Linked DNA regions of Homo sapiens: all the other regions are linked to region 3. The links are chromatin contacts, found by Hi-C in ENCODE. All regions are on one chromosome and are shown on one strand. Each heading gives the region's core, a stretch centred on a gene start or an enhancer-like site at or near the end of the contact. The rest is flanking DNA. Distances are from core to core; before and after follow the strand shown. Region 1 overlaps LOC105374021 (a long non-coding RNA gene). Region 2 has its middle 40 kb from the start of BTLA. Region 3 holds the start of LINC01215 (long intergenic non-protein coding RNA 1215). Region 4 overlaps C3orf52 (chromosome 3 open reading frame 52).

What was found. A loop is a pair of places that touch in the nucleus more often than their neighbours do. Pooled maps may share reads with other maps.
Region 1: a loop to region 3 is called in a map with no recorded cell type, with 20 times the contacts of the local background. The contact joins the enhancer-like site here to the promoter of LINC01215 in region 3. A Hi-C loop is called at or near these places in 9 of 37 single-sample maps with no recorded cell type and 3 of 50 pooled maps.
Region 2: a loop to region 3 is called in a map with no recorded cell type, with 11 times the contacts of the local background. The contact joins the enhancer-like site here to the promoter of LINC01215 in region 3. A Hi-C loop is called at or near these places in 2 of 37 single-sample maps with no recorded cell type and 2 of 50 pooled maps.
Region 4: a map with no recorded cell type shows a loop between it and region 3 (14-fold over the local background). The contact joins the enhancer-like site here to the promoter of LINC01215 in region 3. A Hi-C loop is called at or near these places in 3 of 37 single-sample maps with no recorded cell type and 6 of 50 pooled maps.

The regions. Positions count from the first base shown.
Region 1 is chr3:104,518,006-104,520,705 of GRCh38, forward strand. It overlaps LOC105374021 (a long non-coding RNA gene), which reads right to left. Exons shown (of 6, transcript XR_007096271.1): 6 at 1-2,631. Among named protein-coding and RNA genes, the nearest start is that of ALCAM, 850 kb to the right of the region's middle. Within about 2 kb of position 1,271, at least 3 of the 41 ENCODE cell types and tissues checked have a DNase peak (open chromatin) inside an H3K27ac peak, as active enhancers do.
Region 2 is chr3:112,458,578-112,461,277 of GRCh38, forward strand. No RefSeq gene overlaps it. Among named protein-coding and RNA genes, the nearest start is that of BTLA, 40 kb to the right of the region's middle. Within about 2 kb of position 1,369, at least 5 of the 41 ENCODE cell types and tissues checked have a DNase peak (open chromatin) inside an H3K27ac peak, as active enhancers do.
Region 3 is chr3:108,123,814-108,126,513 of GRCh38, forward strand. LINC01215 (long intergenic non-protein coding RNA 1215) reads left to right here and starts at 1,251. Exons shown (of 2, transcript NR_110030.1): 1 at 1,251-1,329. RefSeq lists enhancers at 434-693, 488-988, 774-823, 894-1,033, 1,314-1,363 and 2 more.
Region 4 is chr3:112,115,479-112,118,187 of GRCh38, forward strand. C3orf52 (chromosome 3 open reading frame 52) reads left to right here. Exons shown (of 6, transcript NM_024616.3): 6 at 1,164-2,709. The coding sequence ends at 1,168. Among named protein-coding and RNA genes, the nearest start is that of MIR567, 4.0 kb to the left of the region's middle. RefSeq lists enhancers at 8-97, 654-713. Within about 2 kb of position 1,407, at least 3 of the 41 ENCODE cell types and tissues checked have a DNase peak (open chromatin) inside an H3K27ac peak, as active enhancers do.

The sequences.
Region 1 (2,700 bases), core at 21-2,520, 3.6 Mb before region 3:
TTTTATCTTTCTATAAAATGTAAGATGCCAAATGTAAATAAACTGAAACCTATGTTGAGCAATTAATGTTTCAATCTTTTATCTTCTTTAGAAATGAACTAGATATTAAATGAATAGCCATCATTTAATTTAACTTAGCAAAATTCTAAGGATGTAGTTATCAAAGAGATACATCTTTATCTCACTCATATCTATTTGATTTACTGTTTTTTAAACCAACAATATTAAGCTAGTTTTATTTACAAAAAATGTATTCAATTCATATGAATTTGAAAATAATTTGAGTTAGTATCTATAATTTTAGGAGCCTAAAGTATTTAATATATGCATGTTCATTTGTCTTTTAAATCAATTTGAAATTCAACGAAGGGATTTTGTATCATGTGGACACAACAGATATCATAGATGTATATGTGTATAAACATAAACAATCATACAGATAGATACAAATATCTTATAGTTTTTTTCAAAAGAATGCTATCAAGTCCTAGAGAAGACAGGGTGAGAGATTTACATCTCAAAGGCATAGAGAAAGAACATAAGTTTTCTCAAGGAGCTTTGGGTGCTTTAGGTGAGACAAAGAGGAAGATTTTAAATGAATGCTAAGGTAATATAAAATCATAAGAATTAGAGGATTTTACAATAAAGTACACATGAAACTGCCTTTGCAAAAAATATGACTGAGACAATTATTATAGCGAAAGAGGTTTGACCTAACCAAATCCATCTAGCTTCTAACCTCCAAGCTATCTTTGTTCATTCCTGGGCATAGGTCAAACTAATTTTGGGAGACACTTAGTTTATAGTTTAGCATTGAAATAGAGGTGATAACAGCCCTTTCCCCAAACAAACCCCCTTTCTGCCTGGGGGACCAGACTGTCTTTGCAGGACTATCAGATTATGTAAAAGATTAGAAATTATGGTTTAGGAATCATGCAGTTGGAGGCTGCAAGATTCTAAACATCCCAAATTGTTTCTTGGGATAACATTACTATTGTAAAACCTAAGATCAATGTTTGAGATATTTTGCAGACCCTGCACTTGATGGATCAGCTAGCACTACCCAGATCCAAAAACTGGCTCATCTGGTCTTGTGGCCCCCACACAGGAACAGATTCAGCACAAGAGAACAGCTTCAACTCCCTAGGATTTCACCTCTGACCCAACCAATCAGCAATCCCCACTTTCTGACCCTCTACCCACCGAACTATCTACAAAAACCCTGATCCTCATGTTTCCAGAAAGATTGATTTGAGTAATAATGAAACTCTGGTCTCCTGTACAGCCAGCTCTGTGTAAATGAAACTCTTTCTCTATTGCAATTTCCCTGTCTTGATAAATCGGTTCTGTCTAGGCAAGGTGAACCTATTGGGCGGTTACATACAGATGAACCTAAAAGACAATTCGGAAGCCTGTTTCAAATAACTGTCTGATTGTCAGTTGGGTCTGACTTAGTCATATACCTGAGTCTTTTCTTACCTAAGCATGCAAAGAAATGAAGAAGGTAGAAAGTAAGAATTTGCCTTCTGCCGTAATAACTGGTTGCTGTAACATTGTTAGTTACCTTTAAAATTGTAGCTCTTACCAGTGACTTGTCAGTTATAAAGCAAGCCTTGGTACTCCACCTCCTAAGAGCCAGGAGATTAGGGAGCTTCATATGAAAGATAATAGAGCCTTGGACCTGAGAGGAACTGACTTCTCACTCTTAAGGCTTCGTGAGGAGGAAAAAGAGGGTCAGTGGCACCTTTTCTTCCTTCCTCAAAGAGTATCAAGATGACAAAAGAAATGGGGGCAGAGGTAAAAGGAAGAACAAATCCTAAAGCAGCAAACTGGGGAGTTTTCAAAAAGGTCGATAAAGTTTTATATTATTCTCAGCAGAAATCATGCCAACAAAAAAGGAAGTAGACAGAGGAACGAACATATAATTAAAAGGAGCTTCTGTGGACTAAAAGAAATTCCATAGTAGAAACAGGATCCAAAACAGAAAAAGCAGGGAGGCTTTTAAAAAAATTGTAGCCTGAATATCAGCTTTTAATTAAGTTAATTTTTGACCATAAAGCTCTTAAAAAAGAAATCTTTAAATATCTCATTAGAGGTTTTAGCCAAACAAACAGCAAACACTTCTGTTTCCTGGCTTTTCTTTCCTTGAAATTTGCATTTAAAAAGGAATTATTTCTCAGGTAAGACTGGAGAGAGAATTTACATCTCAAAAGACAAAGAAATAATGGAAGTTTTTAGAAGTTCAGGGTAATTACTAATCAAATTTCTTCTTTTGAATATAAAATTTCCTGTTAGCTCAAATGAGAATGCAGGAAGCAAACAGAAAAAGGAAAAGTTAAAAAAAAAATTATTCTCTGAATATAAACCAAAATCTTAACTAAAGATATATTTAACAAGTGACTCAAGACCAAACTACGTAGCCTCTCTATGGTTGTAACCAAGGACTCCAAAGACGAAACAGAAAGACGAAGTTCTTCCAAGATTCAGACCACTCCCACAGACCAGCCAAAAAATCAAAACTTCACTAGCTGCAAATGAGGTATAACTCACATTTCTGTTTGGCTATATTCTTGGGGCTCCTAAACTTTTGGTTGTCCACCTGTGCATGAAGGCCAGATCATTTCATATGACCTGGATAGATAAAACATCAAAATAAGAGATCAATCAATAAGAAAAAAAACAACAACAAAAACAAAACAA
Region 2 (2,700 bases), core at 119-2,618, 4.3 Mb after region 3:
CTAGGTTGGGATTTAGTTTCTATCACTTATTAGTGATGAGAACTTGGACAAGTTACTTGATGACTGTGTGCCTCAGTTTCCTGATCAGTAGAATGAGAATGATAACCGCTTACTTCATAAGGTGACTGTGAGAATTAAACAAGTTGTACATTTAAAAGACTTAGAGCAGTGTTTGGCACATAGACAAGCAATAAATAAATGGTAGATATCAATTGTTATAAACATTTTATTATTGTCAAGGGATCATCAAGAATTACAAGAGGTAAAATATTGTGGAGTGCTTATAAATATATGATTACGAGCCATAGAAAGCCCTAAAGCATAGGTCTCAATTTCATATAGCAGTTAGTCAATCTGTGGGCCAGCTCCACTATTACTTGGAATACTTCCTTGGAAGAGATTGACTATAATACTTCTTAATTTGAACTTTTTAACTTTTTTTTTGAAAGATGCATAATAAACACCAATATTATTCAAATAAACTTAGGAATCATATGTTGTCCAATCACATTATAGCATACTATTCAAAGAAAACACACATTTCCAAAAGTTTAAAGAACAACGCAGTCTGTCATTATCCAGTTTGGAGCTAACATTTTTAATTGTTTTAAGGTAGATTGTCAATGGCAAATAAGAAAGTTTGAGGTTTCTAACCTCTATTTGGTTGTGACCTCATAGGGTTTGCTAAAATTCTACTCAATACTGTTCTTCCTTGTATTTAACCCCAAATAAAATCATTTATCAACTGTTAAACATAAGACTTGGATAAGTTTTAATAACATTGTCTAAAATAAAAATAAATTTTATGCCTTTATCAGCATGTCAGTTGTGCACATCTGTGATAGCCAAGAAGCTTAAAGAGAAAATCGTTGCCAATAGATCTTTCACAATGTTTTGTATAATATACAGGAAAGAACTTTGGCTACCTACATTGTATTTAAGTGGCAATTACAACCAAAATTGGTGTTATATTTTGTAATTCCCTCCCCATAACCTACTCTACAGCCACTGGCTGCCTGGCCAACAATCTCAGAATGTGCCATCCTGTTTTGAATGGCTCTTTTCTGCACTTAAAATTCTCTCCTCCCTTTTTTCTGGCTCTAAGAGAAGGCACAAATGACATTTTTTGACTTCCCTGAAAGAAGTAGTTGTTTCTTGTTTTTAATTCATTCAGTTCAGTAATTTAACATTCAGCAATTACTTACCATATTCCCAATCTAGGAAAAAGTCATTGTTTCTCTTTCCTCATGTTCTCACTTTAGCTTTGATATAAGGTCCTCCTATGATCTGCCCTCTTGCAGGCTTCTCCTTACAGAAAGAGGATTGATTTAACATACTGGTGTGATGGGCAGAGCTTCTCACCCTTTTAACCACATTAACCTCTGAAAGAACGTCTTGCATCAAAGGCAAGGAGGTTGTAGTTATATCTCTGACCCTCATCTGCAATCAAGGAAACTTGAAGCAGGCTGACATTCCCCACATGACTGGCTAGGTATCTTTCTGTAGACATAACTCTCCTATAAAGGGGTCCCAAAGTCAAGCAAGTTTAGATGGGGGAATGGGTAGGAAACACATTTTGGTTTGGGGCCCAAGCTGTGCTTGTCAATCCATCTTTATTATTAATATTATCCCCAATCTGACTCTTCCATTTTTCAGTTGGCTAACAATCTGTAGAGCCAGAAGAATGTGATTATTTAGGGTTCCCTCAAAACCCTCAGTCTCAGAAACATGAACTCTACTACAGTGAACAATATACATAGTTCTTATACTCAAGAAACTTAATATTCGATGGTGTTTTCACAACATTTTGCACCTATCTCCACAACAGAATTCAACAATGAGATTATAATTTTTTGTTTAACTTCTACTTCTTCATCTATACCATAAGCAGTGTCAGGCAGGAATGAAATCTTTCTCAACCATACTAACCTCAGAACCTAGCAAACTGGTAGGTGCTAATAGGTGGTTATAAATTGGGTGCAGATAAAACAATTGCCATGGAATGTTTCACCTGACCAACTTCAAAATAAGGGCCTGATTTTAAAGATTAACCCACAGAACTTATTTTTGAAACTGTAAGTTGATTTCTAGCACAGGACTTTCAGTTCTCATGTTCTCAGGTTTAGCAAAACTTCTATAAAATAGTACTGTGCTCTCTCACTTGTCATTTTTACTTTGTGGCCTTTCCTGTTTCTGCCTAAAATAGAACTTTCTAAATTAGTCTATCCTATAAATGTGACTTGGAGTCCTACCACACCTGACTTTGGGTGGGGAAAGATGGGTTCATAAAGGTTAAGTGGAACACAAGATTCACAAACATCAAAGTGCATACTGATTATCTGAAGATCTTGCTAAAATGTCGATACTTATTTAGCATGTGAAGGCTGAGATTCTACATACTAACAAGCTCCCAAAGGATTCCCATGTTACTGATTTGAGGGCCATCTTTTGAGTATCAAGAGAGTAGATGACTCACTTTGCAAACACAGTCATTCATTAATTAAACATTATTTAATCATAATATGCGCCAAACACTGAGCTAAAAAACTGAGGAAGAATGTGACATAGTCCTTGCTCATAAGAAGCCCACAGTCTAATATTATAGGAAACATAATAAGAAATAAGTGCTATGAATTATACTGAGAGGAAGAGAAGCCACATACTGAAATAAATTGTTTGCCAGTGGGAGCTAAACAAATG
Region 3 (2,700 bases), core at 1-2,500:
ACACATTTAAAAAGGCACAATTAGAAGAATACCGCAAAAATAAAAAGAAAAATTCAGTTTGATCTGAGGGGGAAAAGAAAAAGCTGTTTTCATGAAAAACAGATTTTGAAGTACTTTTGTCATCAGCTTCCTTTCAATTCTTCTGGTTAATTTCATGAAGGCTGTGCGACCTTTCAACTTCCAAATGTTTGCAGGAGGGAAGGGTGGTAACGTGTGAGTGGAAAAACAATTAATTTTCAAGGTATGGGATTTTATAGTAGAGACTTCCTTAGCAGGATGGACCGTGACAGGGTGTTAGTGATGGAGACCTTAGGAGGAGAGGGCAGAAGATATGGGTTTGAGGTCCTGATGTACTCTGCCTGCTGTGTGATCTTGGACAAGTTCCGACCCCTCTCAGGGGTTCAACATCTTCCTACCTACATGAAGTGATGGGATCAAACACCTCTGTGGCCCTCTCTAGTCTATATGTTTGCATTTCTAACTGTAGAGCATGATAAAAAAATAAATCAGAAGTCAGTGATCTTTAGGTTACTAGTCAGGATGAAACTCAAAAGATCTATTTTTAAAATTATGAGTATTGGGTGTGGTGAAAATATTCATATTTGGGGTCAGAGAGTTTTTCTAATAGAATCAATTCTAGAGCATTCAGACTTGCTCTCACCCCAAAGAGGAAGTGAATGAAAGCTCTTCTTTCTCCTCTGCTGCTTTCTTTGTCCATGGGAGTATGCAAATTTTTCTGGCAACACAGAAGACTGAACACAGGAAGCCTGAACCCCGTGAAGCCATAAGGCTTAGCATGGGTGTGGAGGGTGATCAACCCCTCATCTGTCATTCAGAACTCCATGCTGCAACACAGAGGGGAAAAAAAACCTTCTGCTCCCTGTTTCAACCTCAAGGGCAGAGAACACAGGCCGAGTTGCTGTTCTTGTCTCACAATCTGGAGGCCAGAAGTCTGAAATCAAGGTGTCGGCAGGATTGGCTCCTTCTGGGAGCTGCGAGGGAAGTATCTGTTCCAGGCCTCTCTCCTTGGCTTACAGATGGCTGTTGATATGGTTTGGCTGTGTCCTCACCCAAACCCCATCTTGAATTGTAGTTCCCATAATCTCCACGTGTCATGGAAGGGACCCGGGGGAGGTAATTGAATCATGGGGGCAGTTACCTTCACGCTGTTCTCGTGAAAGTGAGTGAGTTCTCAGGAGATCTGATAAGGGGACTTTCCTCATTTTACTCACTCAGTTCTCTTCCTGCCACCACTTGAAGAAGGACGTGTTTGCTTCCCCTTCTGCCGTGATTCTAAGTTTCCTGAGGCCTCCCCAGCCATGCTGAACTGTGAGTTAATTAAACCTCTTGCCTTTATAAATTACCCAGTCTTGGGTATGTCCTTATAGCAGCATGAGAATGGAAATACAGCCATCTTCTCCATGTGTCTCTTTACATTGTCTTCCCTCTGTAAGCGTTCGTTTCTGTTATAAGACACTAGTCTTATTGGATTAGAGACTGTAATGACCTCATTTAAATTTGATTACCTCAGTAAACACACTATCTCCAAATAAGGTCACATTCTGAAATATTCAGGGTTAGGACTCCAGTAATATCTTTTTGTGGGGAGACACACTTCAATCCATAACATACTATAAGAGAAGGGAGCGCTTACCACTGTCCATTACCTGGAACCAGTTCAGACAACCATCATCTTTCTACATGCGATGGAGAAAACAGTTCACCTGGGCATTTTTGCTATGACAGGAGGAAACGTCAATATCAAACCATTGGAGAAGGTAGCTGAGTCATTCATTTGTGGCAGCAACCATCTTTCCTTCCCGCACCCCCTGGCTAGGCTGCTCCATGTTGGGAGGTGGTGTGTTCAGTACAGCCACAGTGAGCTAAGTGAGGGCTTCAGCTGCAGGCTGGAGTGACCCAGGGAGGAACTGCCGCCTATCAAAAGGAAACACCTGCCACAGAAGGTTCACTGAAGCCTGAGAAAATAAACGTCAAGAGCTCTGGGCTGTGCCACCACCAGTCTCCACCACTATTCTGAGGCAGAATGCACCTATTGGCTCACAATGCTGTGAAAGAAAACAAGAAAGTCGTGATGGTGAGCGCTGCCCTGCAGAGATAATGAGCCACTAGAGTAGTTCTGAGGCAGGAGCCAGAGGAGCTGTGACACAGAGGCAGTCAGGGAGTGGGACTGGGGTCACAGGAGGGGCTGGACCCAGTGGTCTAGTGCCTCATCTCATTCCAGATATGTGACCTAAGATCTGCATGTGTGTGCCTGTGCATGTGTGTGCCTATGTGTATGTGGATATGTGGCAACATATATGTGCATGCATGTAAGTGAGTACACATGCATGTGCATGTGGTGGGGTGTGGGTGACTGGATAGAGGGAGCATGGGGAAAGGGAGGGAAAAGAGGGTTAAAACCGTGACAGGATAATAAGCATCTGAAATACTTAACTACAACAAAATGTTCTGAGGCTTTGTACAGCCTTATTTTCCAAACTGCAGGTTGTGGCTCAGCAGTCAGCTGGGAAATCAATTTACCCATGCAGAGATTCTTAACCTGGGTCTGTGGACACTGCCCTTTCCCCACAAGAGGCCCAAGGATAGAATTGTATTTCAATATCATTGATTTCCTTTGTAAGCCTAAGAGTTTTGCTTTATGCATTTAAAAACACTACAAGAAAGGATCCATAGGCTTCA
Region 4 (2,709 bases), core at 157-2,656, 4.0 Mb after region 3:
CCCACAATGGTAATGTTCTTAGTCTTCAAAGAGCAAAGATTCTTAAAATTGTTTGGTTTGTGTGCTCCTTAGAGAATTTGAAGACAGCTGTGTACCTTCTCCCCAGGAAAAAAAAATGTACCTACTTCTCCCCACAACACAAAATTGTACAGACAATTTCAGGGATTCCGAGTATTTCCCTGAGGCCAGCCTATGGTCCATTTGGGGTTTGTATATGTGCGCTTTAGAAGCAGAATCCAAAATTAGATTGTAATTTAGATTCCTGAGGGGTTTTGTGTGTGTTTGCTTCTCATTCTCTAATTTGGAAATACGGCGATTATTTTGACCTGACTGCATGCATATTTGGATGCCTTATAAAAATAAAAACTTAAAATATAATGATAAAGGAATTTTTTAAGTCCATCATCCCTCACCCTTCCCTATCTTTGGTCTTCTTCACCTCCTAGATGAGTGGGGCCCTGGGCTAGGAGGGGGAAGTCTGTTTTACAAAGGTCGAAGAATAGGTCAGCATCATGAGTTATTTTGGACACAGAGGAGGTACTTGGTACTGTTCTCACATGGGAAGGAGTCAGCTAGTAGACTGAGTAGGGAAAAAGGGCAAAACCAGGATTTTTGTGAGAGAGAAGAGGAAAAAGCCCCAGGTAGGGAGAATAGTGAATCTTGTCAGTCCTGTCAGTGGTGGCGAGGCTGGACTCCTGGTCTGTAGACCCCGGCGGGCTCCCCCTGTGTTGTGTCTGCTTGGGGCTTTGCATCTGCACCTGCTGTGCCCTAGGGTTCACACCATTTCTCTCATCAGAATTTCTCACAGTATATTTTACACGTTTTAAAAACGGAAATTTTAGAGTTTATGGTTAGATTATGAAAAGGGACTGGATGTTAAAATGTCCTTAGCACCCAAAAACCACATCATCAAAATTATTTCTCATGCATCCTACCCAAACAAATAAGCAAGAAACAATAAATGTCATTTGCCTTTTGAAATGTATTCAGAGCGGTGTGTGTGTGTTGGACTGAAGACTAAATTTCCTCTGTTAGGAATGTATAAACCTTGCAATTTTATCTAAGATTTTACACTAAAATTCAATGAAATGAAATGAAAACGTAAGCATTTAATAGTGGTTTTAAAAATCAGTAACTTTTGTTCATCTGTGTTTTCTTTTTAGAATGAAGTGATGGAGGCTGGTCTCTGTCTGAAAGCAGTGCTCTACCAAGTCCTGGAGATGAAGGGAATTCACTCTGTTTTGCAGAAAAGATTCTGTGGATTAATACAGAAGCACCAGCAACACCAGAGGGGTGGAGACTCCTTTCTCTCCCGATTCTACAGTCTGGCTCTAAGCCCAGTAAAACAGCTCCCGAGCACTGCTTCAGCTGGGTCCAGTCTTGACAAAGGCAGGAAGCCAGCTAGGGTGGGGGCGATAGGGTCAGCGGGTATGTCCCACTGTTGGAGGTCACTGGTATTCTGTTTGTTTTTGTTTTGTTTCGTTTTGTTTTTTGAGACAGGGTCTCGTTCTGTCGCTTAGCTGGAGTGCGGTGGCGTGATCATGGCACTGCTATTCTTGAAGCACTCCACCCACCTGGGCTACTTTTTCTTTAGTGCAGAGGTGCACTGTCTTCTTTTAGGTGGGATCGCGTAAGCATGAGCTGGTAGAGCACGGAGAGGCAGGCAGCCAGGTTACGAAGACTAAGCCAATTATTCACTGAAGTCATCCTCCTCCCCCCCACCATTCGATTTGATCTACCTCTAAGCCAGGCTGTGAAGAAAAGGAAGGCACTTTAGAAGACCTCAGCAGTGTGGTTCTGTGTCTACTTCCATGACCTGTACCTGAGTATCTTAGCCAGCCAGCCTTAGGAACACCACCAAGGTTACTTTGAAATCTATGTATATAGCTAGTTACAGACGGGAGCTATGTGTTTCTTCATTATTTTGCAGCTCCTCGTTGTTCCTGTGATTCCTGAACACCTTTTTGGAAATATGGGTCTCTGTGAGTTTTGAGCACACTACTATCACTTTGGATAGTCACTCCATTTATATTTTTATAAACTTCCATTAGAGAATCATTAAGGCTGTTTAATATCTGCTCTGGATATTACGCATTGGCTTTTTGTTGCCTAGTGCTACAAACCTTCCTGTGGGACTCAGTGTCTTCAGGCAATGATTGTGTATCCTGTTACAGATGGTTGTGATACAAGAAGAACCACTCTTCTTTGAAAATAAACTCTTGGAAGCTTTTGCCAGCTATTTGGGGGGTAGGAGGAATATTAGCAACTGTATTGGTTGTCTACAGATACAGAATTGCCTGTTGTGAGGGAACTGATTGTTTTGTTGGGAAAAGAAATTTACCAGGAGAAAGAGTTTTGTGCTGTATTGTGAGAGATCTCGCCTCTCAGTTAAATGAGCCCTGGGTTAAAGTCAGTGTGAAGGGCAGCTGTGTGCGGGCACGAGCCAGAGTGTCTGCCTCAGACTAGATTTGACTTGAGTTCTTTATGACCCAGGACTCTGGATAATGTGAATTTGCTTTCCTATTTAACTAGAAGATACATGTACTATAGATCATTGTCTCATTTTAGTGATTGTTCCTTAAACTAGTGAAACTAGTGGATTTCTCTTCTTCCTCTTTATTTTCTGCATGTTAAATGTGAACCTTAGTGTATTTGTATTTTGTAGAAAATAATGAAAAATTTTAATGGAGAATGATTTAAAAACATTTA